Regions from separate parts of the Mus musculus genome. Here all the other regions are linked to region 5. Evidence: chromatin loops called from intact Hi-C (ENCODE). Cell type or tissue: left cerebral cortex. All regions are shown on one strand.

Region 1 (4,000 bases), 1.8 Mb before region 5:
AGACAGGGGTTGGAGGCACTCATGCTAGAGACACATCACTTAAACTCTATCATCCTCTTTTATAGTAAGCTTCACTTCAGAGAGTCTTGTGCAGTTCCAACAATCTTGACATTTGGGACAGTGTCCAATAATGAGAAGAGAATTTTTTATCCACAAGCACTGTTGAGCTTGTCAGGGCCATTGTGTGCATCATAGGATGCCCAGGAGCCTCCATCCAATCAGATGCTGAAAGCATCATCCAAACTGAGCATAGCTCCAAGTATTTCCAAATGTCTTCTGGGGAAGAGGAAACTTTGACCTTGGCCAAGAGTCAATGCTATCCTAAGGAAGAAGGGAGACAGAGAAACAGCAATACAGACATTTGCCTTTCCTCCATGACAAAGCCAGCCTGAAGTAAGATACAAGAGGAAAGGAACAGCAGACGTAAAAGGAAGGAACACTGAGCCTCCTTTCTTCTGGATCCTCGGAATCTTTGTGTCTGATCTGCACTCTTATCTTTCCACCAGCTTTTTCTTTTTCTTAAATCTTTTGAATCCATTACCCCTATTAAAAGCAAGCCTACAAATAAGATCTATCTTTCCCCTCCATGTTAGTTAATAGCAAGTTGCAGAAGTGAATTTGCAGCCAAGTTTTAAAACAAGCAAGGAATCCATGGCTGTATATTAAAATTTCATCTGGTTTTGTTTGGTCTTGCTTGCCCTGACTGGTACAGCTACCATCTATGTGGTAATTTATGGCCCAGGTAGCCTTTATGGTTATAGACATTTAAACAAAGACGATGAGATTTTGTATTAAGGTGGCAGAAAACTTTAAAATGATGTGACTCACATGTTGAGCAAATATTGACTTAAAGTTTACCATGTTCCAAACACACTTGCAGAGGCTTGAAATGTACCAGGGACTAAAACAGGCAGAGCTTCCCTCCGCAAAAGAGACTAGCTCATTGACTTTTGAGTCTAGTGACATCCAGTAGCAATGCTGTGTCTGTAGACCTCGAAGTCCTTGTCATTTCTTTCCCCATTCATTCTCTTTCCAATTTTCTCTCTTCTTCAGACTTCTTGCTCCTAATATGCCAGCCCATAGAACAGAAACTCAAGAGAGAGTTGGCTACAACTTTCTGCACACACTCCCTCATTTTCTTTGTTGCTTTAAGATTCTCAAGACGAAAAAGCATTATCCCGCCTTGATAAAAAATCGAATGCTTCCTTGCTCCTAGGTGACAAGCGTTCTCTTTACACTCCAGGCTCTGGGTGTGAACCATACAACCATATCTTTCCCCTTCCCACATTTGTTACACAACCCCAAGTCTCTTAAATGTCCTCCATTTTAGTACTCCATGGCCACGTGCAAAAACTTAGAGCAACACACAGCCTTGATTAGCAAGCCCAGCTCAGGGAATAGAATTTTAGATGTGTTGACACACTGGTCTCCAGGAAAAGCACACACTCTATGTTCTTAGAACAGTACATTATCTCTGATTCAAATCTCACCCATTTCTCCATATCTTGGATATCAAATGTAAGAGAGGACTTGAAAAAGAAAAAGATAATTATGTAATAGGACTGCCATTACTTGTTTGTGAGAACAGGGCCTGGGGATTCCTCACTGGCATGCAAAGTGATTATGAACTATGGTTGAGAAGAAGCTGAAGGAGACATATTTGGATGCCAGGGGTGGAAGGAGACGAGGAACAACACAGGTGTTTAATTTTATTCTGTTTTGCAGTTTCTGGGTTTTCATTTTGCCATTTATTTTCTGACAATATTTATTTATCATAGTCTCTAACCTAACATGGGTAAAATTTTCCCATTTTGAACTCCTACAGAAAGCCTCCACTCACAGTGCCTCTGGCACACTAAATGTGAAGGGCTGCTAGCTGAGTTGGGGAAAACTTATAACACTAAATATATGATATAACATTAAATATAGCTCTGTAAGTCAGTTAGAAAACGTCATTTGTTCTTATATTGTGACCGTCTAGTAATTAAGCCTTGTTGTCATTCAAAAAATCATTGAACTTGGTCTATGGATGGGTAAGGTGTGGGGTTGTAGTATTTTTGGCAAATTTTAATTAAGGGAAAGCACGTTTAGACAGTCAATAAATGTGGGAAATGTGAATCTTTCTGAGCTGTTTTCAGACGTGACTCATCTAGTCTTTCTTCTGTTTTTAAGAAGTCAGGCTTCACTAGCTCTTAGCAGAGATGCTAAGTGGTCCAGGCACATGATAGACCATTGTGAGTAGAGAGGGGATAAAGGGTTGTGCCCCCTGTGGGGAGGGGGCAAGTCAGATTTTCAAGCTAAACAGAAATTTGCTGCAGTAATTACCCTTTATCATTAATGACAGGCAATTGCCATAGCAACTGGCTGCCACCTGTCTCTCACATACCAGCTCTATCTGCTCTGAAGCAAAACAAGAGATACTACAAAGTCAATTGTGGAACCACAAGCCTGAAGAATGAAGAAAAAGCTATGTTGATATTAATAACTTAGCTAGAGGCATGCACGGTTCATTGCAAAGTATTAAACAACAACAAAACAGAACCTGGTATGTTAAAAAAAAATGAACAGAGCCAAAGTGAGGGAGGGCCATGGTGAGAGAAAGAGGTTTAGAGTTGGAGAGCACGGTTTGAATCTAAGCTTCTCTGCCGATGGGTTGAGTGGCTCTGGGTAAATGATGTAAACTTGCATAAGCATCAAAGGGTCAAACTCAGAGACTTTTCGGGAGAATTCCAATGAGATAATAATGTCTGTAAAGCAGTCATCCCTAGCTGAGCTCGCTGTCAGTGGCAGCTGTAGCACATGCCAAGGGCGGTGCATGCTGATGCTGACAGCACATAGGATCACTGCTCAGGGGATCCAGGCCCCTCTAAGCTCTCCCCTGCACTTTGTATGTATGTAGGCACAGGCACAGAGTCATCAGACAGCTTGAGTCTATCATCTTGCCGTTCTCCACAGTAGCAATGCATTCTCAGTATCACAGTTCAGCAGGTCATTTAGTCTTCTTAATGACACGATACAGACAAACCTCAGTGACAGCTAAAATTAGTTTTCCTTTGAGTCTCTTTGATTATGTCTCTAACCCTTTGAGCACTCCTTTTACCCCCTAAGTCCTGGTATTGTACAGGGGCCAATTAGAGATGTTAACCATCCTACCCACAGTACCAGCATTCTTTGGCATTGGGGTGGTGAAGATGTACTAATTTTGACCCATCTGCTAAAGAAAGTCCCTAATAACTTGACCATATATGTATGCATGTATACACACACACACACACACACACACACACACACACACACACACATACACACACACATTTATATGTTAATAAGAGCACTAAAGCTGGGTTAACATTGAACCACATTGTCAGTGTGCAGTTTAAAATTCATATACATTTCTCCAAAGTTAATCATTGTCTGATTTCCCTCTAGTCATAGTCAGCCTAGGCCCACATGCCCCTTGGCACGCCCTTTCTGCTGACCAGCACATTTGAGTCTTTTAGTCTGTCTTCTCTTAGCTTGTGGATCTCCGGCTTTCTGTCTAACTTTAGTATTTAGGGGTTCGGGCCTCATCCTCATTCTTTGAATGCTGTGGCAGCCCACTAGCTGGTCTCTGTTATTTGTGCGCTATACTTCCTCAGCACGACTTTATAGGATGCTAACGTAATCACGTTGCAGTCCTTAAAAAGGAATGTTCAGTGCATATTCTAACTATGCTGGTAAGCCTCCACCATCTACTTCTGTTCCTCTTCCAGTCACATGGGCCATTGCTGTGGCTTTCCCTGGGGGATACCAGCCCACATCATGCCAGTCCATTCTTGACTTTGCTCAGGCTTGCTTCTAGCAAAGTACCTTCGTGGTTTTTTTTTTTTTTTTTTGTCTGTTTCGAGACAGGGTTTCTCTGTGTAGCCCTGGCTGTCTTGGAACTCACTTTGTAGACCAGGCTGGCCTCGAACTCAGAAATCCGCCTGCCTCTGCCTTCCGGGTGCTGGGATTAAAGGTG
Region 2 (4,000 bases), 1.6 Mb before region 5:
GTGCTGCCCCCATAGAACTCTCCTGAGAGCTTTTGTGTCACCCTCAGCAGCTCACCTCAAAGTGGCATCTGTGTCGTGACATTTAGACTCTGCCACTTTGCCATAGTACCTGGCTTTTTATGTGGGTGTAGGAATCTGAACTCAGGCCCTCATGCTTTCATAGAAAGCACCTGATCAGCTGAGTCTTGTCTGTAGTCTCTGATGTCTGTAGTCTTGATGTCTGTAGTCTTGTCTGTAGTCTCTGATCAGCTGAGTCTTGTCTGTAGTTTCTCTATGTGCATTTTAAGAGGTTAGTAAGGCTTAGTTTTTAGAAAGTATGAATGAGAATTCAGAGGGCAAGAAATGCTCTGTGCAAAATATTCCTTTACAAGAAATGCCAGAAAGATGGAGTGGACTAAAACATGGGACATGTCAGAGAACAAGTAGGAGAGCTCAGATGGAGTTGGAGTAGGGTCTAGTATAGAATCTATAAGCACACACACGTAGAAATGATATAAACAAGATAGAGAGAATCAATAGATGTGCTTGTGGGTTTTTATAGGTGAGTTGCATAAGAGCAAAGTGTCTGAAAGACTAGCCATGTTTCTTTTTTTTTTTTTATATATGAATGGGTATAAGAGTTGAATTAGAAGCCAAAGGAACTTTACAATCCTGGTATAAAGCAATCAGGACTTAAACATATTTTCTACTGGCTGAATATGTAGAAAAAGATTGGAGGAGGGTTATATACATATAAACCTAATGAGTCCATGTAGCTCAGCATCATTGAAATCTCAGTGTCCTGGTGCTTCTGATAGCCATGGACAGATCTGGCATGGGCGAAGTTCAGAGGTGAGAATCACGAACACAGGGTTTGTTACCCTAACATATATGGCTACAACCAACAACCATTTTGCTGAATGTGTCATGGGGTTGGAAAATGGTTAGAAAAACACTGGAGACATGGATGATTTGGCTTTGTTGTTGAAGAAGGGGTAACCTGTGAACCACTCATGCCATTGCTGTCAAAATCACCACCATCACAAAGCCTGGATAGTCCAAAGGATGGGTAGGTAAAAGTATTTATAAAGTTAAACATATAAAAATCAAATGCAGATGAAGTTCATGTTAAAAAAGCAAAACACGAAGGATGGAAAACAATGGAGCATTTGACAAATAGAAACAAACAAGTGGTAAGAAATTCAGTTAAGAGCCATGGCGAAGTGATGATTTCCAGGAGGGTAAAGAGGATTTACCAGAGTGAAGTTCCTTACAGGCTAAGTGGTGAATGACTGGAGACACGGACTGCCAGAACGGTTGGATCTTAGAGAACTTCTAGTGTCAGAGCCTTCAGAAGTCAGGCAAAGAAGCACTACCCAGCCCTGGCACACAGTTCCTGGGCTCTAGTAGAAAGACTGGCTCTAATCTGCACATTTAGACAATAGCATATGGGCTTGGTGAATTTACTGCATTGGGATAAAACAGGGAAAAAGAAATTTACTGGAAGGAGGGGTGTCGAAAGGTTTAAGTGAAGTACTAATATTCTTACAATAGGAGTCATACATATAGGTAAAGAAAGAGAATCAATACGGTGAAAGGGTCAGTGGGTCCAGGGTTTTAGAAGGTCTGAAGAGAAAAGGGATAGTGTAGGCTAAGAGACAGGAGGTGGTGATCCACAGACACACTGAAAGGCTATTTTCTTTTCCTTTATCCACCCACTAACCAGTGCCTAATATAGCACTTTTAAAAATACTGTTTGTGTAAGTGCAACATGCTAATTTATTAATTGAGGAGAAGAATGGTGTTTCGGGGACTCGGGCAGCAATAAGGGGAGGAACACAGAGGCAGACCTAGGGTCTAACCGGTGATACAAACCCTGGGCGCTGAAAGGAATTCAGAAGCTTCACTTTTGGACGCTGCAAAGAAGATGGCTGCTGTTTTAGTCAATTTTAAAGATAATGATTTTTTTTTAAAGCTGTCTGACTCCTTTATACCTTCTATCCAAATTGAAGTAATAGGCCAGACATTCAGATCAAACTGTCCCTCCAGGAGAAAGAGACTTGCCAAGGAAACCTTGGCCAGATGGGAGCTGTAGAAAGAGGCTCAGAACTGAGAGCGGGTTTGCTTGCCCAGTCAGTTTGGATTTAAACCAGGTGCCCCCAGGCTAGAAGGCCGGAGTTTTGCCAGCGAAGAGCAGGGATGTAAGCGGCTATTGTGTGAAAACAAGCTAGGTTGCGTGGTTGCGGGGAATATGGTCCAAGGATCATACGTGCATCTGTTTGCTAATGCTCTTGAGTAGCTATTCCATACGATGTGCGCCTTTGTTTCCTGGTTTCCCGAGGCGTGAACACGGCCACATCTTCACCAAAGCACTAGGTGGCAGCACAGGACATCTATTCAACTGTCTCTCGCCACAGGCTGCTGGAATTTTGACAGATACAAAACGGTACCTGTGGTTTTGTGTATAAAACTGGTATAACTGTTTGTACATTTAAAAACCGTAACAATAAATTAAACATAAGGGAAAGGGTTTGCTAATAAATACAGTGTTAGACTGCATTTTTGTATACCAGGTGACAAGCTTGGGCATTCAAACCTGATTTGCGTAGGGGATGGGCAGGATGGGAAACAGGTTGAAGGAACTGCAAAATGTACATGCTGGGTGGCTGCAGCTCCCTTCAGGGCTGTTGTTGATCTGTCCATATGTCTGTGTGCACTACACAGAGGTGAAAACTTAGGGAAGTGAGGGGAATGGGATGTCTGGACGTCTGGATGCAGTGATTCTAGGAAGAACACACTCTGTGATTCCAAGCTCATGTTTTGTGGAAGGTGAAAGTGTGAGCATATTATGTTTGTTTTACTTAAAGAGATGCACGTCGTACTCTTTCACATTCTTACCTGGTATTTAGAATATTTGGAAAGTAGGCTCCTTAAGCTTACGTACATCCTAGTAGATAGGGCTAGACTCAATGCATGCTGCCGTATTTGTCTGTAGGTTGGCTATACATTATTTTGATCAGAACAAGCTGCTGCTTGAGACACTAAGCTTGATCCAGCAAGGGTGGACCATTTGATATGCTACCAAGACAGAAAGCTCAAACATTTCAAAAAGCCATGTACCATCTGTAACTGAGCAACTCAAAGTCAAAAGCCTATTATAATGGTAATGGTCAAGGCAAAATATTTTTATTCATTCTCCTATTCAATAAATGTTTGTCTTTTATTATTTGCCAATCACATAATACTGAAAAATGAAAAAGATAAAAATGGAAAACAAAATGAATACTCAAATACCACGCAACATCTCCTCTACTACAAAGACAATAATGAGAGTTCCAAGCCGTCACTCTGGTGTCATAGAGTCCACAGACATTTCTACTACTTAGTTCTCACGCTAATTCTATGCTTTGGCTTTTTTTCTACAGGCTAAGAACTGAAGTTGACAAATAATTGGTAATGTGCTTACGGTTGTTATGAGCATGCCAAGGGGATGTGAGCTTTAAATTCTTCCCATGATGCTATGCAACTGCACATTTCTGAACAAGGGGGTGACTCTGAGTGTAACTGTGCTCGCTGTCAACCTGGATGACGGGAACTCAATCCCTGGAACTCATATGGTCAAAGACCTGAACCTGGTTTCTGACTACCACACATGTATGGCCGTACAGACCCCCCTCCATAAATAAACTAATGCAGTAAAGAAAATGCTCTATATTGTATTCTGTTCTTGACTTGTATCTGACGACATGTAAGTCTCAAAAATCTAGGTTAAAAACATTTGAATTCAAGCTCTGTGTGATTATTTAGTAAATAAAGTTTAGAAATCTAGCACTCCACTAACTTTGGAATAAGAAAGTGCTAAGAAAGGAAAAAAAAATCTTCCTTGGTTTGTTTTTGCTTAATTGCTTGTTTACAAATAAAACAACTGGTCTTTTTAAACAGCATTCTTTTTTTTTTTTTTTTCTAAATGTGGATTACAATTTTTTTTCTGGTGAAGGAAAGTATCTTGTTTATTGACTTT
Region 3 (4,000 bases), 2.0 Mb before region 5:
GTTAAGAAAATGGAAAGATGTGCAATGAAAAAACATTTGCTGAATGTATCTGACAAAGGATTTACATTTGGGATGCATAAAGAAAGAACATAACTCAGAGCTGGGCATGGTAGCGCACACACTTAATCCCAGCACTTGGGAGGCTACAGAGTGCTCGTATACATTAAATAAATAATAATTATAATTAAAAAAAAAAGACATTGTGCCGGGTGGTGGTGGCGCACGCCTTTAATCCCAGCACTCGGGAGGCAGAGGCAGGCGGATTTCTGAGTTCGAGGCCAGCCTGGTCTACAGCGTGAGTTCCAGGACAGCCAGGGCTACACAGTGAAACCCTGTCTCGAAAAACTGAAAAGAAAAAAAGAAAAAAGGGGGAAAAAAAAGGAAATGCATGCTATAGTTACATCATGGTTAGTAGCTATATTTTTGGCATCTTGTTCTCATACATGTAATAGTTCCTAGAATTCCCACAATAATCACACAAGGAAGTCTTTATCCCCATTACCTAAGAGACTTTAATCAGAGAGGCTAAACAGCTTCCCTAGTCAAGGTCACACAGCTATGAGGTCCTAGGGATGGGAATTCTAAGCAAGAAGTCTGGTTCTAGTTGTATGTCTTTAACTAATATATTACCAGGTTGTTCTAGGAAGTCCATGTTTTGAAACCTCTGGTAGACTAGTCTAACTTTTCAGTTAAAAGGCATTATCCAAGTCCATCCTCTAGAAAGTTAAAATCTCTGATGTTTGAGTACAGGCCATCAGCTTGGGAGCCCTTATAGGAAGGAGTATGCATACAATGAAGTGTGACATTTACTGATGTGGGTAAACAACAACAAAACACAACCAACCAAACAAACAAACAAAAGGCACATTAGGATACAGAAAATCTACAACAGGTTACTTGCTGGTACCATTTAGGAAGCTAGCAGATCTGACTGCACTGTTTGAGAAAGGCCAGCCAATAGCTTTGTGGCAGACTCATTGAAAACACTTTCAATGATCTTCCTTTTTAATTTTTTTCCTACTTGAATATCGAAAACAGCATTCATTAGCAGGCATGAAAGAGGATGAAGAAATGGTCTTACTTCGGATGTTACTAAGTACCACTTTAAAATGTTTAAGCATTTTTAACGACACCGTCACCCAGTTGGTAAAACCTTAAAAGGATGTTACCTTTTTTCTACAAAACACACAAGCAACCTGTCAGTTTTTAATAAGGCAAAGTATATAACTTGTTTCAAAAGAAAGTTTATGTTTACCGTGTACATCTCAGCTATTCAAAAAAGTGTGGCTTTTTGTCGGGGTTTGTGAGAGTCCAGTTCATCATAAAAGATGAACAACAAAAACAACAAAAAAACAAACAAGCAAAAACGCCCGAAGAAAACTCAATTCCTGAGGCACTGAGTCCCTCTAAAATAACTCGATAATAACAATCACCAAATGAATGAAGAGGGTGAAAAGCGGGGACGGGACGGAACGGGTGGGGGTTGGGGGTGACACTAGACCCTATCCCCATTGTTAGCAAACTTAACATCTGTGAGCCACCGCTGCTACTGTAGCCAGTTTAAATGAGCAATAGGGCTCGGATTTTTGCGGTACACAAGAAGTGTCAAGGTGTGAAAGAAAAATACCCCGGTTTTAAACACAAAGGATACTCGGATTTCAGCTTAAATCCCCTCGAGGCATTTCAAGGCTGTCATTTCTCTGCGGTGAGGGACCGGTCTCAAGAGCAACTGGGAGCCACAACGGGCACCCCTCCGTGAAGCCCTCCCCCCTTCCCTCTTTAATTAATAAAGAGCAGCTCGGGGCTCGACAGCGGCAGGGCGCGGACGTCCAGCGCGTGGAGAAGCCCCCTACCGCTCACACCTACCCGGCCGCCCGTGACACCTCCGTCTGTCCCCGGGCACGTCTTCACCAGGCGCGGGGCACAAGTCCCAGGCTCGCCGCGTTACCGCTCACGTCGACCGCAGCGCTGCCGTACGCCCAACCCGCTCAGCCCCATCCAACGGCTCGCACAATTCAAATTCGTCGTCCACTTCCGTTTGCGACCCGGAACCCACGGCTGCTCGGCCCCTCCCCGGGGAAGTGGACGCAGGGAGGCTGCGTCTGCGCCTTGGCTTTCGGGGTGGGGGTGGGAATGAAGTTCGGGCGTGCGCGCAGGGGTGGCTGCGCGGACCCGGCCAGGAAAACAACTCCCGGTCCTGCACGTCCGCGGAGGCGTGCGGAGCGCACCAGTCACCCCCCAACAGGCCACACGCTGGGAGGAGGCTTGCCCATGCTAATGAGAAGGCGCGCGAAGGCGAATTCTCCCGGCCCTCTCCCGCAAGGAATTCTTTTGCATCACACTTCCCTATTGTCCTAAAAGTTCCTCGCTTGGCTCTGGGAGGTCGGTTTTCTTCAGCGAGGGCCAGAATGAAAATTTTAATCCCAGAGATGTCTGGAGTTTCTGAAAGGATTACATTTGAGGGGGTTTAAGAGACTTCCACAAGCATTTAGATCTTTTAGGCAGATATCTGAAAGATCAGAACTGTAAGCATTAGAGCTAGGATTAATAGCGGGTCAACTAACACCTGATAGAACGGATTCGCACTTGATTTATCCTAGCGGCGCTTCCTCAGCGCCTTTCAAAACACAACTTGAAAGATTTGCTGGATTTCTAGAATCTAGATACCTAACACGAAGGTAGATTGTAATTTTTAACCGATGTAACGTTTTTTAACAGTGGGAAATGATGTTTAACAATAAAGTATGACTCCTCAGCTATTGGATTTTGTATGCTGATACTGAAAGCGTTCAAAGATAAGATTTTGAAATACTAAGAAGCCAACTTTAGAAGGACTATGTAATGCCCTTCTCTTGAAGTATGTATGTGTGTGCCTGTGGCAATACAAAGTTTCAGGATGGGAGAGCAAACTGTACTAATTAATCAAATCTGGCAGTGTGATTGGTAAATAGGGAGGGCAAAAGGGGGAGGAATTTTTTTTAACGTTATAAACAGCTGAATATTCAGATTAAGACTATTTGATACTGCCAAATTTGTGTTAGGAATGGAATATATTCTAAATACAGAAACAGGCAGGGTAAATGAATGTGTGAATGTATCTTAGTTGGCTAGGTTGTTTACATTCGTTCAACAGTAATTGAAGGTCTGGAGACAAGGACCAGCAGCAAAGAGCAGTGGCTGCGTTTCCATTGGTCCTGGATTCAATTACAGCACCCACATGATGGTTCACAACCTGGAACTTGAGTTTCAGGGAATCCGGTCTCCTCAGGTACTGAGCACACAAGATGTGCATACACGCAGGCAAAATACCCGAACACATAAAATAAAATAAAAACAAAAATTAAGAATGATGTAGTCGCAGGGCAGTGGTGGCACATGCCTTTAATCCCAGCGCTTGGGAGGCAGAGGCAGGCGGATTTCTGAGTTCGAGGCCAGCCTGGTCTACAGAGTGAGTTCCAGTACAGCCAGGGCTATACAGAGAAACCGTGTCTCGAAAAAGCAAAACAAACAGGAAAAGAGAATGATATAGCCACATATTTTGCCCTTCTTTTGTTTTACTACTTAATTTTCCACATTAATATTATGTACCTGTTAAATATATATTGAAGGCAGAAACTAAATAAATGTTCCTATGTATTTTACAATCCGTTGCACTTTCTCTCCAGTAAGTTTTATCTTTCTCGGGAACTGAAAGTCTCAAGCTGACCTTCAAAAAAAGTTAAATATTCTGGGGTAGGCAGTGTAGTTCAGTTGATATAGTCAAGAGGTCTTGATTGGTTCATTGTCTCTTCCTGTTAAAGAATTGAAAGGCAGGAAAAATCCTGAGTATAACTGTCAGCATCACAAAAATCTCAATACCAGAGGCAGCATCAGCTACAGAAGGCAGTTCCTGGGATTGAGTAAACACACACAGTCCTACAGCAGACACATGGGGGGGGGGGGGGTTAATTAGCCCACAACTGTGGTGTAACCGGTCCTGATCTTGCCTTGAACCAGTTCT
Region 4 (4,000 bases), 1.3 Mb before region 5:
CATCTCTCTAGCCCCAATACATTTACTGTTTGTTATGTTAAAGATTTACTGTTATTTTTATTTATGCTATGAGTGTTTGTATATGTGTTTGCCATGTATATGTGTACATTCTCTCCCATGAGAAAAGAGCATTGGATCCCCTGGAGCTGGAGTGTGGGCTGTCCTGAGTTGCTCAGTGTGGGTCCCCTGGAAAAGCAGAAAGTGCCCTTAGCCACTACTGAGCATCTCTATATGTATACATGTGCTCTTGTACATGTGTGCTCTCTCACGCGCGCGCACGTGCGCGCGCATGCACACACACACACACACACACACAGAGAGAGAGAGAGAGAGAGAGAGAGAGACTCTCTTATGTACTTTGGGTAGTATTAAATGACTTTTTTTAGACTTTTGATTCCTTCCTCTTTCAATCACATTAATTGTGTACATGCTTCAAATTTATCATCTGAAGTTCCTGTGGTTGAATTTTGATCTTTGTTCCTTCAGTAGATAATCCTTAGTGAAATAATTTCTCCTGTCCAGACCCCAGGTCCAGTTAATAATGTTCCTCCCACTGGCTTTGCAGCTAGATAGGTTGTTCCCTCTCTGCACATTCCCTGAACCAACAATTTTATTTCCCTTAGCCCAGTTTTGTAGCATTGTGTGTGAAGTGAAAGTTTGATGATCTTACTCCCCAACGCAGTCAGCTCCCAAGCCTGGAACTGCCACCTTCATTTAATTTCCAGAATTGACTAATGCCTTCCCATGCCTCACCTCCTGACCAGCTGTCAGGGTGCAGCGCTGTTTCCTAATCCAGTCTCTTTTCTCCTTCCTTCTAGCTCCTGTGGACTGGATGTATTTCTTTCTGAGTCTGGCTGTGCATTTTAAACACTGCTCCCCGTGCTTTCCCCCCAGTACTTCCAGATGTTTATGGCGGAAGGATTTTCTGTGTCTCTGGTCTGTCTGTCTGCTCAACACAAAAGTCCCACTGTTTTGTCACTTAGCACTGGAGCCCTCTGTGCCACTTGTCCTTCTCACTGTCCCAGTATCCCTGGAAATAACAGCTGCCCCTGTGTTCTCCCTCCTGTGCTGAAGTATGCTAATTGAAGGCTGAAATGTGTGGAAAGTGATCTCCTTGTTTGAATTTCCAAGTTGAAGTGGATACTCCTAGTGCACAATGTCAAGGACACTTCTAGCACATAGTTTTATACTTTAAAAAAAAAAAAACTTTGTCTTTATTCACATGACAGTGGCTCAAGGACATTCCTGGTTCAATTTCAAATCCAATGTTTATTTTACAATTTCGTTAGAGGTAATGTGAGGTCATGGAAGTAGCAGCAACTGGTGTGAAGTGACCTGAAATGGACATTGCACACTACAATGGGACCTCAGTGAAGCCACTCTCCCTGGTGCTGCTGCCATTCCATGTGAGACTAGCAAGCTGTGAGGGTGTCAGTGGAAATCTGCAACTCATAACTCCTTTGTTATCTTCATCTACCTACCAGCTGGAAGCATTGCACTCTGTTTTTAAATCTGTAAAACACTAATTTAAAAGCCATTCATAAAAATGGAATTAAATGGCAACTCAGTGAGGTGTTTGTTGTTTGTCTTTTTGCAACTCAGGAAAGAGGAGTCCTTACATAGGTTACATTAAAAAAAACTAGGCAAGAAAGTGGGCTAATGGGATTGCAATATGGGTCTATTAATTGTCCTTGTAGGTTTGCAGGTTACAGGAAATGAGCTATCTGACCCAGCACATAGTTGGAGGAATTAAATATAGTTCCCAAAGCTTGTAACTAAAGACCTAACCATGGCATCTAAATTCTTACAGTTTTTCACCATTTCAGAACACTCTCCATATCTTGTCTCCTCTCATTTTAACACCTGACCTTTGTCAAACAATCCAATGAAGCCCAGAAATGCTCAACAGAAGTCACTAAAGAAACTGAGAATCCTGGCTTCCCCATGAGCCAAGACCTAATTGCAAGAATTCTCTCTCTCTCTCTCTCTCTCTCTCTCTCTCACACACACACACACACACACACACACACACACACACACACACACACACACAGAGCTCTCCTCCTAGTGAGAATTCAGGTAAGGACAGCTGTTGCTCTTCCCGCCCCCCACCCCCCTTGGCCTTGTAGAACCTTTAACATTTCAAAGGTGAGTCACTCTTTCCTTTTTTCTTTTCAGATTTAGCTAGGTCCATTTTGTGCCTGTGATTAATGAGGTCATTTTTTTCTTTAATTTGCTTTAATAGCACTAAATGACCTCAAAGCCTGTGGTACACTTTCCTCGACTAGCACAAGCAGCAGTTTTTTAGCCTCTCTCTAGAGGACTGGAGTTGTTCCTAGGGAAATGTACCTCCCACAGACTTCCAGTAGATGGCAGGTACAGTACTTCCAACCTCTCACGATGTGAAAAAACATCCAATCGCTCATCACATAAAAATAGATTGTTACTGTGTTTTAATCTCAAGTGCAATGGAAGGGAGGGAGGAAAACTCCTGTTTATGGATCTAGCATTATATTATCATATAAGTATCTGCTTATTTTTGTCTTCTACTAAAAATACAAATGCAACAAATGAAAATATATCTTTATCAGGGAATGCCTGTAATTCCAGATTGCAAATTAAGCACTTAAATGTTGAATAATATAATCACCATGTTATAGGTGTTAATTAAAGTGCTTGGTGAACAAAGATACATTTAGCAATTTTTAAATATAAATTTTGGAGGATGAGAAACTATTGTTTTATGACAATTAGACAGTTCTAATCTGCTTCCATTTACATTTTACTTATTCTCCTTTTAAGCCAGACTCATGGATGGCGGGAGTACAAATGTAGATGTGTACATGCGGAGATAGACATCCCAACCATCCCTTCACTTTCCATGAATAATTAATCTCATGATGATTTCTCCCACTTACTATAGATATGAATTTCTTTTCAGTATATTCAGAAGGAAGTTTCTGTCTGTAAGCTAAGGTAAGAAAGAAGGAAGCTGACCTCGGGTAGATAAAAGCATTAGGATGATTTTCCTTGAAACAGGAAAAAGTTTGTTCTGAAGAGGGCCACTGTAAAAGCTGAAAAAATACTGTATCACCCATTTATATACAAGCTTTCATTAAAAGTACATGCATATTAGCACATCTAAAATAGTCAGGGCTTTCAGACATGCCAGGCTCATGCAGTGAATCCATCCATTCACCCCTTCATCTCTTATTCATCGATTATACACTTAATAATAAATATAACCATTTTTTGAGAAGAAGCCAATCAACTTAGCTTACAGTTTAAGAGAAGGACAGACAAAATGTAAAGAAAGTAGTCAACTATATAATGTTATGTTGGGGAAGTTCAAAGATCCCGAAAAGTTCCAGAGCTACTATTTTGATGGTGTTTCAGTCATATTCATCTTGTGTGTGAGCAACTTATGTGTGACATAAGTATGATGGACTCATGAAGTCATGGTATATGGTTTAAAAACAGGGACATGCTAATTACCCTCTTTTGTTCATTACAGGTTGTATTTTGGGGGTTTGTTTGTTTGTTTGAGACATGTTCTCTCTAGTTAGCACTGGTTGTCTTGGAACTCACTTTTTGTAGTCTAGGCTGTAAATGTTTGCCTTGTATGTGCAAGGAGTAAAGGCGTGTGCTACCACACCTGGCAAAGTCGAAAAGCTTACAACACCAAATTATAACCCAATTAGTTAAGTGTCAGTTTGAAAAACAATTAGCAATCCTTAAAATTAAAAAAAAGTTAAGAGACACTTAGTTCATTTAAAGCAGAATTGTAATCTTTCTTGTTTCTTTGGTATCTGTCAGAAGTTATTCTAAAATCTCAGAATATTGCCTCAAATCCATTCTGAAGTAATCTACTTTGGGGGCTCTCTGTGCTTCTTGTAGATGAAAGCAAAGCAAGACAGATTGAGCATGAAAAAATAGCTCCCATACAAATGCCAGCGATATAGCAGATCTCCTCAGGTGCTAGACTAGAGCAGGGCTCAGT
Region 5 (4,000 bases):
TAATTAGTCCTGTAAGTTTTATCGACCCAGGTAGGCTACTGGGAATACCCATAATGCAGATTTTGTTTGGTTGTGTCCCTGGAGCCAGACCCACGCAAGAGAAAAATCTAGATTTTTGCACAGTCCTGTATTGTCAAGAAACGCATGCGGTTTGCGGGAGAATTTGGAGCTCCGCTCGGCAGGACTTTTCGCTTTTAAGTCTTGTTGGATCGCTTGGATCCAATGGGGAGATGGGGAGAACCACCCTACCTTCCCACTCACTTTAATTTAAGCTTTGGGCAGGGATACTCTAAAGGAGGCTAGGGCGGCTGGAAGAAGAATTTCCTAATGTGCGCTACATTCCCTTAGCGGACATTGCTGCCACCGCCGCAGCCTCTATGGTGATCCAGGCCAGACATTCAGCCTTCCCCATCTCACTTCAAAGTTTTATCTGCCCGAAGTTGCCTATAAAAATGTTTAAGCTAGCAGGACGAGAAAGGAGCAGAATGATTGAATTCTTTTTAAAAAATAAGTGTAGCTAGTACCCGAACTTCCGATGAGTTTTATCTCTTCGGTTCCCCTGGTTTCTTCCTTCCCTCTCTTCCTATTTTTTCTTAGATGTCTCACCTTTCCTTCCCTTTTCCTCTCTCTCTCTCTCTCTTTTCTAGTCTATGTCTACCAACTTTTCTCCAAGAATAAGATGAAGAGAGCGGAGGTGATGCCGAGACAGACCCTTTCCCCCCACTTTCCTGCCTCCTAGTCTCAGATGCTCCACGCGGGATTTGGACGCCCTCTGAGGGTTCTTCCTCTTCTTCTGACTCAATAGCAGTTCAATTAGGAACCATTAAACTATTTTCCTGGTGTATGTCTAAATTATTTTAAGGTAGTTAAATATGTATTTTAAAAATCACAAACACTAGATGGCTGTCCGGTGGCCTAAGGCCTGAGGGTTCTAAGCCCACTCCACCACTCTACCGCAAGGCCCTAAGAACTCAAATCCTCAGATTTTTTTTCCTTTTTTGGTTTATGCAAAGCTAGCTCTTCCACTCTTCACTCCGAGGTCTATCATCCCTCTCCTGCATTATATTAACAGCGTGCTAGCCTTCCTCTACGTGGGTAGGCTGCTAATGGGAACCACTTAATGCAACTGAAATGCTCATCTGTGGAGATTTTCCCAAGCAATGTTGGCTTTTTTTTCTTTTCTTTTCTTGTTTTCTTTTCAAGGCATGGTCACCACTCCCTCACTTCTCCTCTTTTCTTAATATGGGGTCTGGAAAGGGGGTACAACAACTTTTAGTGAGTGGGATGCTCCCTCCCCTTTCTGCTGCTTTTCAGTTATCCCCGGGGATAAACTGGACAGCTTTGCTTCTCTCTAAAGAGTAGGACTATCCTAAGTCTAGCTAAAGCTCTTGGTTGCCTCTAGCAGCAAATCCTAGTCCATCTATTCTCCAGTGCCACCTTTCCTTCCCCCGGGAAGTTTGTCCGGGGAAGTCAGGATGGCTCTCACTGAGACTCTATAGTGTTCTTCAGTGCAGTCCTCTGAAGAAAATGCCACAAGAAATTGCCACAGAGATGCTCTGTGCTTTGCATGGTCTCATGTGTAGGGTATGTTTCTTTAGTTGGAAGAACTTTTTAGGGTCTACTTTTGGGGGCTTGTTGGTATCCCTTGCCAAGAAGGGATGCACCCCCCCACCCCCCAAGAGAGTGATCATCTTATAAAGCTTTATACACTTTCATATAATTCTGGCCAAAAAGTCATGATTCATCGATCCAGTTTCCTAGGAGAAGATCATCAGCAAAAAGCCAAGTTAAATCAGATGTGTAATAAATGTTATACAGTGGGTTTAGTGATGGTTTGTGATTCACAGATGAAGTGTTCCTGCCACCTAAAAGTTGGTGACATGCAGACTCAAGATCTTCTGGCATTACCATTCTTCCTCTTAGGAAGTTACTTCACCTTTGTAGTGTTTTTTTCTTTAACAAAACATTACTGTAGTTGTTAATATACAAAGTGCCAAATATCTTCTGTTTGTACAAACTCCCAAGAAATGACACCCCAAATCATTTCCAAACCCTATGTTTTTTTTTTAAAAAAAGGTTGGAAGTGAAATTTCATTCAAATAGCAGCAGTGCCATCTAGTGACCATAGGGATGAGTATTGATGAAAGTAAGAGTGTTGGCTGTTTTTAAGATTCCTGAGGCACAGTGGGCTTTTCTAATACAGTGTGATTGTCTTACCAGGAGAACTCTATAATATCAAATTTTACACCATGAACACAGATAAATTAAACTATGTTTTTCCATGTCAGGTTTTCCTCCAAGGTAGCTTTGCTGTATTACATTGATTTTACAAATTATCAGCAAGAATTGATAATGAGAGTTATAAACATATACATAATTAAAATAGAAACAAATAGACATTTTGGTATTTCTTCTGAGGCATTGGTTACTCACTTAAGACTGCTCTTTAGTTAGTATCAGGAACACACTAAATTTTCTATCTTTTTTTTTTTTTTAAATAACCACATCTGTGCTTTCTCTATGTCACCATTGCTCAAAATGTTTTGAAATTCAAAGTAACAGAATTCATATGCTTGAACGGACTCCACTTTTTCTTTTTGTAGAGAAGATTATAAATGGACTTTGTGGGCACAGGTGCAGTCTTAGCAATGACAGACTAGAGAGTCCAAGAATTTTCAGAATAAAACCACTTTAGCATTTGCTTGGCATTTAATATGTTGGACTGAGGTAGTAGAAGAATTCATCTCATTCCTGTGACTTTGTATGCTGGCCATATGTATAGGTGTGGTTTGTGCACGTAGTTGCTAAAGTGTGTTTTTAGTTTCCTATCAGCAAGGCAGCTGAGGGCCCTTGGAATACAAGGACCCATGCTTTAGGGTTAGTTTTGTTGACTGCACTTTACTTTTGCTTATAGTTCCCTTGATTTTCCTGTGCAATGTGCCTGCAAGCTAGCACAGGAACTAAACTGATAGTCTGACATATGATAACTGGAATGCTGGTCAGCATCTGGTTGAGCTTGAGCTAGCCACGATGCTTTTCCTGACCTTTGTTTTTTTATACACAAAATGAAAAGGATGAACCTTTTTTTATGAACCTTTTTTTATGATTTCATACAGCTCAGAAGGCCTATGAATCTGCAAAGCATGAACTCTCATCGCAAGATACTGTTACTTGCAACCACTCTTTCCCTGAGAAGGGGACATGGAGATTCAGTATCAGTTCTGAATTGATCTAACAGGCAGTTCACCAGTAATAAAAATTGTTAAGCTCTTCTTTTTCCCCTAGTATTTCATCATATTCTTCTTTTCTCATTTTTGCTTTTGTTTTTAACAGAAAACAAAACAACAAAACCAAAAAACTTTTACTTTTTTCAGTCAGCCTTTCACTAACTCATTGGCATGCACTCCGCTCTGTTTTGCTGTCCATCCAGAAAAATCATGTGAGGACGTGATTAGACTGAACACAAAGCCATAATGCTGAGGCAGCTGTATTTGAGGTCTAACATGTTCTCATATCCTTACTGTAATTATAAATTAAGATTAATAATTTTAGGTACCAGATCCAAAGTAGTCTGGCTGCAAACAGCCTACATCTCTCCTGGCTTCTGTGGTACTTTGAGAATATTCCTTCAGCAGCTGATAGTAAGATTTTCCCAGCTTCCATACAACTAGGAATGTTATTGCACAGATTTAACAAGGAAAGGAGTGTTTATAGAAGGCACACAACACTCAGAATGTACATATTCTCAGCCTCATGCAGGCTGCATACACACACACACACAGACAGACAGACACACACAGAGACACACACACAGACACACAAACATAGACCCCCACCACCACACACACACACGGAGTATAATTTCCATCTGCCAAGAGTTAATAGAAGGTATAGGGTTCATTTTGAGGCAAATTTGGAGTCTTTCAAAGGTTTCGTTCTCAGGTGCCATTCTGTTCTCTCAATATCTTTCTGTTCCTCTAAACCTTGGAATGGCAATTAA
Region 6 (4,000 bases), 910 kb before region 5:
TGAGTATGTGGTATGCATGAATGCACATGTGTATACACACACACACCACACACCACACACACACACACACACACACACACACACACACACACAGAGAGAGAGAGAGAGAGAGAGAGAGAGAGAGAGAGAGAGAGATTAATATTCTACTCTTAAAAAAGTAACACAGGAAAAGCAATCCAAACTCAGTCATATTGGTTACTATTTTCTTTGGCTAATTTCAACATTCTGTGTCTATTATTTTATGAAGAAGTCTTGTCACTTGTGTCTCCTGACTAAATCTTGGAAAAAATAGTTTTCAAAATTCAACCTGTGTTTTGAAACTATAGTCATATACTTTAAACTTCAAACAAAAAAGAAGTTTTAGTTTTACATTTTAAGAAGTAGATATCAAGGCCGGGCATGGTGGCACACGCCTTTAATCCCAGCATTTGGGAGGCAGAGGCAGGCGGATTTCTGAGTTCAAGCCTGGTCTACAAAGTGAGTTCCAGGACAGGCAGACCTATACAGAAAAATCCTGTCTCGTAAAACCAAAAAAAAAAAAAAAAGCAAACAAACAAAAAAACTAAGTGAGGTAACCCAATCACAAAAGAAGTCACTTGATATGCACTCATTGATAAGTGGATATTAGCCCAGAAACCTAGAATACCCAAGATACAACTTCCATAACACAAAAAAATCAAGAAGGAAGACCAAATCATGGATACTTCATTCCTCCCTAGAATAGGGAATAAAATATCCATGGAAGGAGTTGCAAAGACAAAGTCCGGAGCTAAGAGGAAAGGATGGACCATCCAGAGACTACCCCACCTGGGGATCCATCCCATAATCAGCTACCAAATGCAGACACTATTGCATACGCCAGCAAGATTTTGCTGAAAGGACCCTGATATAGCTGTCTCCTGTGAGGCTTTGCCAGTGCCTGGCAAATACAGAAGTGGATGCTCACAGTCATCTATATGATGGAACAGAGGGCCCCCAATGTAGGAGCTAGAGAAAGTACCCAAGCACTGAAGGGTTTTGCAACCTTATAGGTGGAACAACAATATGAACTAACCAGTACCCCCAGAGCTTGTGTCTCTAGCTGCATATGTAGCAGAAGATGGCCTAGTCGGCCATCATTGGGAAGAGAGGCTGCTTGGTCTTGCAAACTTTATATGCCTCAGTACAGGGGAATGGCAGGGCCAAGAAGTGGGAGTGAGTAGGTAGAGGAGCAGGGCTGGAGGGGGGGGTATAGGGGACTTTTGGGATAGCATTTGAAATGTATATGAAGAAAATATCTAATAAAAAAATTAAAAATAAAAGAGATAGATATCAGATTTCTTTGACTGTCTTTGTCACCATCTGACTTCTGAATGCATATTTGTTTAAATCCTTTGACAAAGTTTTATGTTAGCTACTGGGTCTCTCTCTCTCTCTCTCTCTCTCTCTCTCTCACACACACACACACACACACACACACACACACACAGTCAATCTTTGAATTTCAGGCAAATCCTTTAACTGTTTTCTTTTAAAGTGTACATTAGAACAGTTACTTCCATGAACTCCAAAGTTATGACAGAAATTATATAATCTAAACTGTGAAGGAATGATTACTGCAAACTCCTTGTATCTGATGTCTTTAACTATCATTTTGAGAAATATAGCTCTGTAGCCAAGGAAGTTCTCAAGAAAAGTCTGAAAACCATATCCTTCGATATCTCTGGCTGACAGTCATCTGTACCAAAGCAGAGAAAGAGCAGAGTACAAGAAGAACTCTGTGGCTTTTCTTTCCTTGGTCAGCAAAAGAAAGGATGATGCCACCAGTTTCTGTGCCTAAGTTTTAAGATGACATACACCTTATTAAAAACAAAATAAGTTAAATTTACCAGACAAGATAAAGTCTACCTTTTCCCTTGCTGAAATTGATGTAGTATGGATATATAAAATTATCCCTAAAAAAATAAGACCACAATAAATAGAGAAAAGGCAGCTGCATTCTTGGATATTGTCACAAGAGGGCATTTATGGATTAACTCATTGCATTTTTTTCTGTATTTGAGAACACTAGAAAACATTTCTAACATGTACAGTCTAAGAATAATTAAGAAAAATTATCAGAGGGATGTCTCTAAATTTTATAACAGAATTTGTACCATTTCTGCTTTAGGAAATTGGCTTAGTTTTCAGAAATTTCTGTCAAACGAAGAGTTGTACATATTTATAGATTTTAGATGTCAGCAGCTCAATATCCCCAAATATTGAGACCCTAAAAATAGCATTATCTAAATCATGCACCCACAATTTGTTTCTTGTGTTTGCTTATATTCTATTATACAACAGATATATAAAAGAAGTCATATTACAACTAGTAAAAGGTTATTGCATATTAAAACACAGTTCTATCTTTGTGTGGAAAAACAAGGTAATTAATATTCCTAAGTATTTTGAAAGCAGGTGCCATTTAGACAACACAAGCACAAACATCATAACAAATAATGAAAGGCTCGGTCATATTAGGAAGGAGGTAAAGTAAACTGGTAGAGAGAAAGTAATTTGGCACACAAGGAGGAAAATAGAAACCATTACTTAACAGTTTTACTTGAAGCAGGTAACCCTGAATTTCCTAATAGATTCATCTTCACTATGCCAGCTCTCAAGTGGCCTTGGGCCTGCGGTAGATAGTCAGGGAGCATTGTAGATGAATATAGAAAAGCGTCTCATATCAAGGGTAAATTTAGAGATGTCAGGACAAGAGAGAATTTTCAGAGATTGTTAATTACGTAACTTTCTTGTTGCAGTGATTTCTGTTAAATTTTCAGATTCCACGGGTAACTTTGTCCAGTCACTTGAGATTTTCAAGTAATGGCAAAGCTGGTACAAGGTGAGCAAAGCATCAGGAGAGTCAAGGTGGCACTGTTTCCGTGTTTATCTGCAAGAACAAAGCAGGTGAAGATATAGGCAGCTATCCTAAGGACTCCTGGAATCCATCCAGGTTAACAGAATGAGACCCTACACATAAGGAAGGAGCCCCATACCATTTACCCAACTTATCTAATAGTGTGCAAAGTTCTCTTCTTAATGGATCAAACAAGCAGAAACCAGCTATCAGAATGTTTAGTAAACATTAGATAATCATTTTATATAATTTCAGTCAAATGTACAGAAAGGAAGCATTTTAGATAACCTGCCATCTTATTAGGGAAAAGCACACAATTTCCTTTAGGCATTTCAATATAATCAAAACATCCTTCAGATTTGTTCTCATACTTACGTGGCAGCCTCAGCTTTCACAAGCCATTGCTATCATGCAATACCATAGAAGACAGTGAGAGAAGATGAGCCATCAAAACTGTTGAGTTTAAAAGTCCTGGATCCAGAGCTCAACTCCAATACATACTAAAAGAAAAAAAAAAAAGGTTTTCTTATCTATAAAATTAAAATGACGTTATTTGCATCAGTGAACTATTCTAGGTAGCAAATTTTAGCATGTATAATTTCCCTGATGAATAAAAGGTAGTCCACAAACTTCGGAGTTTATATTTAAAGGACCATAGACTTTAACATCCTCGTTGGAAATGTTAAGACTGTGGTAGCTACAGAGATGATCACAAAGTACAATACACGCCTTTTGCATTTTCATACATACTTGCAATCAGTTTGAACATGAGGACACTTCTGACTAATTAGAGGTGGTTGGAGTGATAGATGTCATTTTCAGGCCCAGACAATTAAAAGCTACAAGCTATCCTCATCAGTACCACCTCCTACCACGCTGCTCTTGAAACCTGGTACTGAGACAGTGGCACCTCATTATAACAAGGCCTTTCTCAGCTGAACTGTCTCAGCACACCATAATGCACTGGAATCAGAGCAGACCAGTATTTGATCCATGTGAAACCTAAAGTACAGGGAGTGATCACTGATCAGTAGGGGTTAAATTATTACTGCAGCATAATGCAGTTTAGCTAACTAAGGTCATGATTTTTACCCCGCCCCCCAAAACCGTATTTCATGAATA
Region 7 (4,000 bases), 920 kb before region 5:
GATAGAAAAAGTGTGAAGCACTTATGTCCGTGACCAGATCAAGTGATAAGAGGACTGGCTTCCTTTGCTCTCCAATTAATTTTCTTCTTTTCAAAACAGTCTTAGCTTTCACGAAGCCCATGAGGATGCTAAGACATAGTCCCAGTGAAGTACAACAACCAAAGAAGCCTTGTTGCAGAGGTTGCAGCTGGACGTTGGATGTGTACTACAGACAGGAGCCCTTGAGTGTAGAGGTAGGGGATGCTTCAGAGAGTCACTAAATAGTGAATATTGACCAATAAAGAGGCAGTGGTTGTCGGAATTTTGTCAAGACTACAACTGAATCAGATCTAATATGATTTTCGAAGCAGTTGTTTCTGTATTAAATTAGTTACAACCCTAACTCCTTTTAAAAACAAAACATGGTCATTGTCAGTGTAATAGCCGCACTGAACTGACAGAAGCTGGGGTCTTCTGTATTCACATTTTAATTACCTCTCATCATTAGGAGTTTATTATTACCATCTCTTATCTTGTGATCTTAATTGGCTGCCTTCACAGGGGACACCAAGAAGCCAAAGCAGAAGCACTGGCAGCCTCCCAAAGAGGTGGCCAGATCAGTGGCACCTTACATTGATAGTGTCTGAAGTCAAGTATCATCAGGCTTCTTATGTTAGACTCGACTTGACATGGTTGCTTCTTCCAATGCTTGAATGTGGGCATGAGGCTGATTCAGTGGCTTCAAAATTACCCTGAGAGGCAGGGGCTTTTCATCCTTTTCATTATGGTTTTAGAAAGAGATATGACCTGTTATTATTCATTATGGCTCTTTTGGATTCTGGGGTGCGGTGGGGGCCGTTATTTTCCAAATCTGTATTCATTGACATTTGCAAATCTCCAGCATTGGTTGTAGTTATTTTGATACTTGCAACTCAAAAGTGTGAGTTGTAGAGTTCCTTTAAATTAAGTTTATATTAGCTACATTGAGCCTAAATAAACAATGGTAACCCAGTTTCCAAGATACTTGCTGTAATGTTGGAAATAATGACAATTTTTTGAGGCAAGAAAAAAAAAGATAGAGAAAGCTTAAGATGTAAACCTTCTACCTTGTCTATGGGAAAGAAAAAGACAGACAGGATTCCTTTATCTCTTTTTGCAAAAGGAAAATAAGTGAGTTTCAAATTTTAAACACTGGGGTTCACTTCCTAGAATTTCAGGTGAAACATACCACCCTACTCAGGTATTTACACATCAACTTCTGGGTCTGTCTTAAGGCATTCATAGAAAAAGCTAAGTCACACATAATCTAGAATTGAGTGATCATCAAAATTGAAAAAGAAAGACAATTTTTAAAAGATTACAGATATAAATGGTTTAGTTTAAGATTTTAATGATTAGTCTTCATATTTTCATTTCATGGCTAAAAGTACTATATTATCTGAATTTTTAATATACTCCTGACATTCCTTTAAAGATATTACAACCATCCATGGTGATCTTTCAACCTAAGGGAGGCCATCTACAATATTAAAGAGTGAACCATGTAAATGATTAGACTCTTAGGAGTAAAATGTTTTATCCGATTAATTGAACTAATATACACATTGAAGTCTTCAGGCTGAGCTGTCAGCCTGCTTTGTTTTCTTCCAAGAGTTTTATCAGAACACTAATATGCATGCTTTCTTTCTGACATGCTCTACAGCAATGCTGGAGAACAGGTCACTATATAAACAGGGCTTTGTATTCCACTTTTGTTTTGTTATAAATTTAAGTATAGGTAAATGTTATGAAAACAAACAACACAAGTGATAAGCCTACTCCACCTATGGAATTCCTGAACCAGAATGTAATGTCAATATCACTTCCTGTGATCATGAATATTCAAGTATAATTTCTAATCTGTAGGGAGGGTTTCAGATTTTAGAATGTATCTCATCAAACGTAATAACTGATCATATCCCTTCTACAAAACAGCTGAATTCTCAGTGAAAAGAAGCTTGACAAAATGGTGAACAATCCAGAGCACTGATTTACTATGAGACAGATAAATACAATCCAAGCTGTACAAGGACATGAAGACCTCATTTAAAAAAAAAAAAAATCTTGCCTTCTGTCTACTACCAGTTACAGCCTCTTGGAGGCCCCGCTTCTGTTGCTGGACCAGGCATTTTTTAGCCTCTGGAAGAGGAATGGTTCTCTTCTTATCCTCATTTGTGCTTACCTGATGGCTTTTCTCAGTAAAGACACGAAAATTTGCTCTATTTCTAAACTGTTTCACTGTACTGAAACAGGACTATGAAAATACAGCTGTTTTCCATATACTGGTAACAAAAAATGCAATGAAATATTATTTTAAGGAAGAGTTATCAAAACCGGGGTGCCAATCACTCTGAGGAGCAGAGTAAAAATTATTTGCACTTCAATATTTATATTTATTACAAGAAAAAAGTTTCTTTTTGTAGAAAGAAGGTGCAGAAAAGGGCACAGTATTAGCTAAATATTGTACCTTAGAACATCAGTCATTTCCCTCTCAATAGTACGGAAAGGGTCTAATTTATAAGTTTTTCCATCTCCCTGTTATGCTGGCTTGTAAGTTCTGACACTGCTACTGGTATGTTAATGAGAAGCTAGCGTTCCATTAAGAGAAAACCATATGCTCTGCTGCCTACTGTGAAAGAGAAAGCATGTAATGTGGCTGTTGCCTTAGCAACACATTAATTCATTTTGTCAGTGTTGGCACAGATCATTTCATTTATAAGAAAACAAGTATAATAGTTTACCACATCTATAATATTTACAGTGTTTCTGTTACAAAACAGTGACAAAATGAGTTTAAAAAATAGAGTTGGTATAATATCATTAAAATATGGAATTTGTGGTAAAAATTTCCCTGTAAAAATGGAAAAAAAAATGAAGATTGGTGTAAAATTTCTTTTCACAATCCTACTTAAAACATTTTAACACCAAACTGTTTGCTTTTTAGCATATTTGTATTATACTAATAATGTGCGTCTGCTGCAAAAAAAAAATTAGCCCATGAAAAACACAAGTGCATTAACAGTTTCTAATGAATGTTAAACAAAATATTTCATACAACAGTTTTGTTAAATTACAACCATTATAAACCTAATCGTATGCTAGCGTGTTACTCATAACAAGGCTAAACATTTATCCAGTTTTATCTGTTCTCCCAGATGTTTATTAGTATTCTAGCGCTCCTAAAATATTTAAATTAAACCACCCTATTTTCTCATGTGAATGCATTTTGGGTTTTATTCATAAAAGATGTAGTCACATGTATATCTAAATAAATATAGTACACTGTATATGCTTTATGCACAAGTGATACTTAATGTGAATTGAGATAATCCGAAGGCATGATAAAGGAGGGAAGTGATTAGAGGGAAGATAAGTCCTGTTTATTCCAGCCTGCACCTGCAGCCGAGTATCAGTTCTACCCATCCTCGGGTTATTGCACACCTGTAAACACACATTCTTAACAGCCAACACTCTGCATCTGGGATGCTCACCTACCTTTTCTTAACCAATAAAAGGGAACCATGAAGAAGATAGCGAGCAACTATCATTTGCTAGTTTATGTAGTGATTTGAGTTTTATGTCATTTGAAAGGGAGCATTTAAGCATTTACATGAGTTATACAAATTGGTACAAACCAGTATAGGGCTGGCCATCTAAGTAATGAATGGCCAATTATACTTGCAACACTATAAAACACCTTCCTAAAATATCAGTGTTTCGTGGGTTCATGCAAAGCTTCATAAACCAAATATGGGTGTTTTGATTTCTACGCCCTATTATTGCATCAAAGCTCTAAGTTTGGATGGGATTCTTTCTAATTAGAACCCAAGACCCAAGAGTACTTTAAAGAGTCTCCTATACAGACCTGCAATGTGATCTCTCCAAAAAAACTCTTAAGAAAATAAAATTTATGATTAGCTTTGATGAAAATGACATATTATCTCTGCTTTGATAGGAATAAAATACTTTGAATGGCTACATC

The links. A loop is a pair of places that touch in the nucleus more often than their neighbours do. Peaks named below come from ENCODE experiments on the same cell type or tissue, not always from the same donor. Only the 100,000 strongest peaks of a DNase experiment are listed, where the experiment ranks them.
Region 1: a loop joins it to region 5, with 10 times the contacts of the local background. A loop is called at or near these places in 14 of 42 quality-filtered maps.
Region 2: a loop joins it to region 5, with 8 times the contacts of the local background. A loop is called at or near these places in 15 of 42 quality-filtered maps.
Region 3: a loop joins it to region 5, with 6 times the contacts of the local background. A loop is called at or near these places in 4 of 42 quality-filtered maps.
Region 4: a loop joins it to region 5, with 6 times the contacts of the local background. A loop is called at or near these places in 6 of 42 quality-filtered maps.
Region 6: it touches region 5 in a loop (3-fold over the local background); 6 of 42 quality-filtered maps call a loop at or near these places.
Region 7: a loop joins it to region 5, with 4 times the contacts of the local background. A loop is called at or near these places in 13 of 42 quality-filtered maps.

What each region holds. Positions count from the first base shown.
Region 1 is chr12:51,189,254-51,193,253 of GRCm38, reverse strand. No RefSeq gene overlaps it. Among named protein-coding and RNA genes, the nearest start is that of Gm34745, 34 kb to the right of the region's middle. In left cerebral cortex, no CTCF peak of the experiment used is centred here; DNase peaks (open chromatin) are centred at 1,876 and 2,209; H3K27ac peaks cover 1,198 bases.
Region 2 is chr12:50,942,170-50,946,169 of GRCm38, reverse strand. No RefSeq gene overlaps it. Among named protein-coding and RNA genes, the nearest start is that of Gm34581, 37 kb to the left of the region's middle. In left cerebral cortex, a CTCF peak has its summit at 2,352 (motif pointing right); DNase peaks (open chromatin) are centred at 1,403, 1,828 and 2,340; H3K4me3 peaks cover 846 bases; H3K27ac peaks cover 974 bases.
Region 3 is chr12:51,346,311-51,350,310 of GRCm38, reverse strand. It overlaps G2e3 (G2/M-phase specific E3 ubiquitin ligase), which reads right to left and starts at 2,081. Exons shown (of 15, transcript NM_001015099.2): 1 at 1,867-2,081. In left cerebral cortex, no CTCF peak of the experiment used is centred here; a DNase peak (open chromatin) is centred at 2,098; H3K4me3 peaks cover 2,477 bases; H3K27ac peaks cover 1,473 bases.
Region 4 is chr12:50,696,049-50,700,048 of GRCm38, reverse strand. No RefSeq gene overlaps it. Among named protein-coding and RNA genes, the nearest start is that of Prkd1, 49 kb to the right of the region's middle. In left cerebral cortex, a CTCF peak has its summit at 2,364 (motif pointing right); DNase peaks (open chromatin) are centred at 948, 1,349 and 2,366.
Region 5 is chr12:49,370,461-49,374,460 of GRCm38, reverse strand. All of the region lies in intron 1 of Gm34304 (predicted gene, 34304), which reads left to right. Among named protein-coding and RNA genes, the nearest start is that of Gm34304, 9.4 kb to the left of the region's middle. In left cerebral cortex, a CTCF peak has its summit at 2,118 (motif pointing left); no DNase peak of the experiment used is centred here; H3K4me3 peaks cover 662 bases; H3K27ac peaks cover 1,688 bases.
Region 6 is chr12:50,279,834-50,283,833 of GRCm38, reverse strand. No RefSeq gene overlaps it. Among named protein-coding and RNA genes, the nearest start is that of Gm34523, 60 kb to the right of the region's middle. In left cerebral cortex, a CTCF peak has its summit at 1,983 (motif pointing right); a DNase peak (open chromatin) is centred at 1,987.
Region 7 is chr12:50,294,398-50,298,397 of GRCm38, reverse strand. No RefSeq gene overlaps it. Among named protein-coding and RNA genes, the nearest start is that of Gm34523, 74 kb to the right of the region's middle. In left cerebral cortex, a CTCF peak has its summit at 2,114; a DNase peak (open chromatin) is centred at 2,632.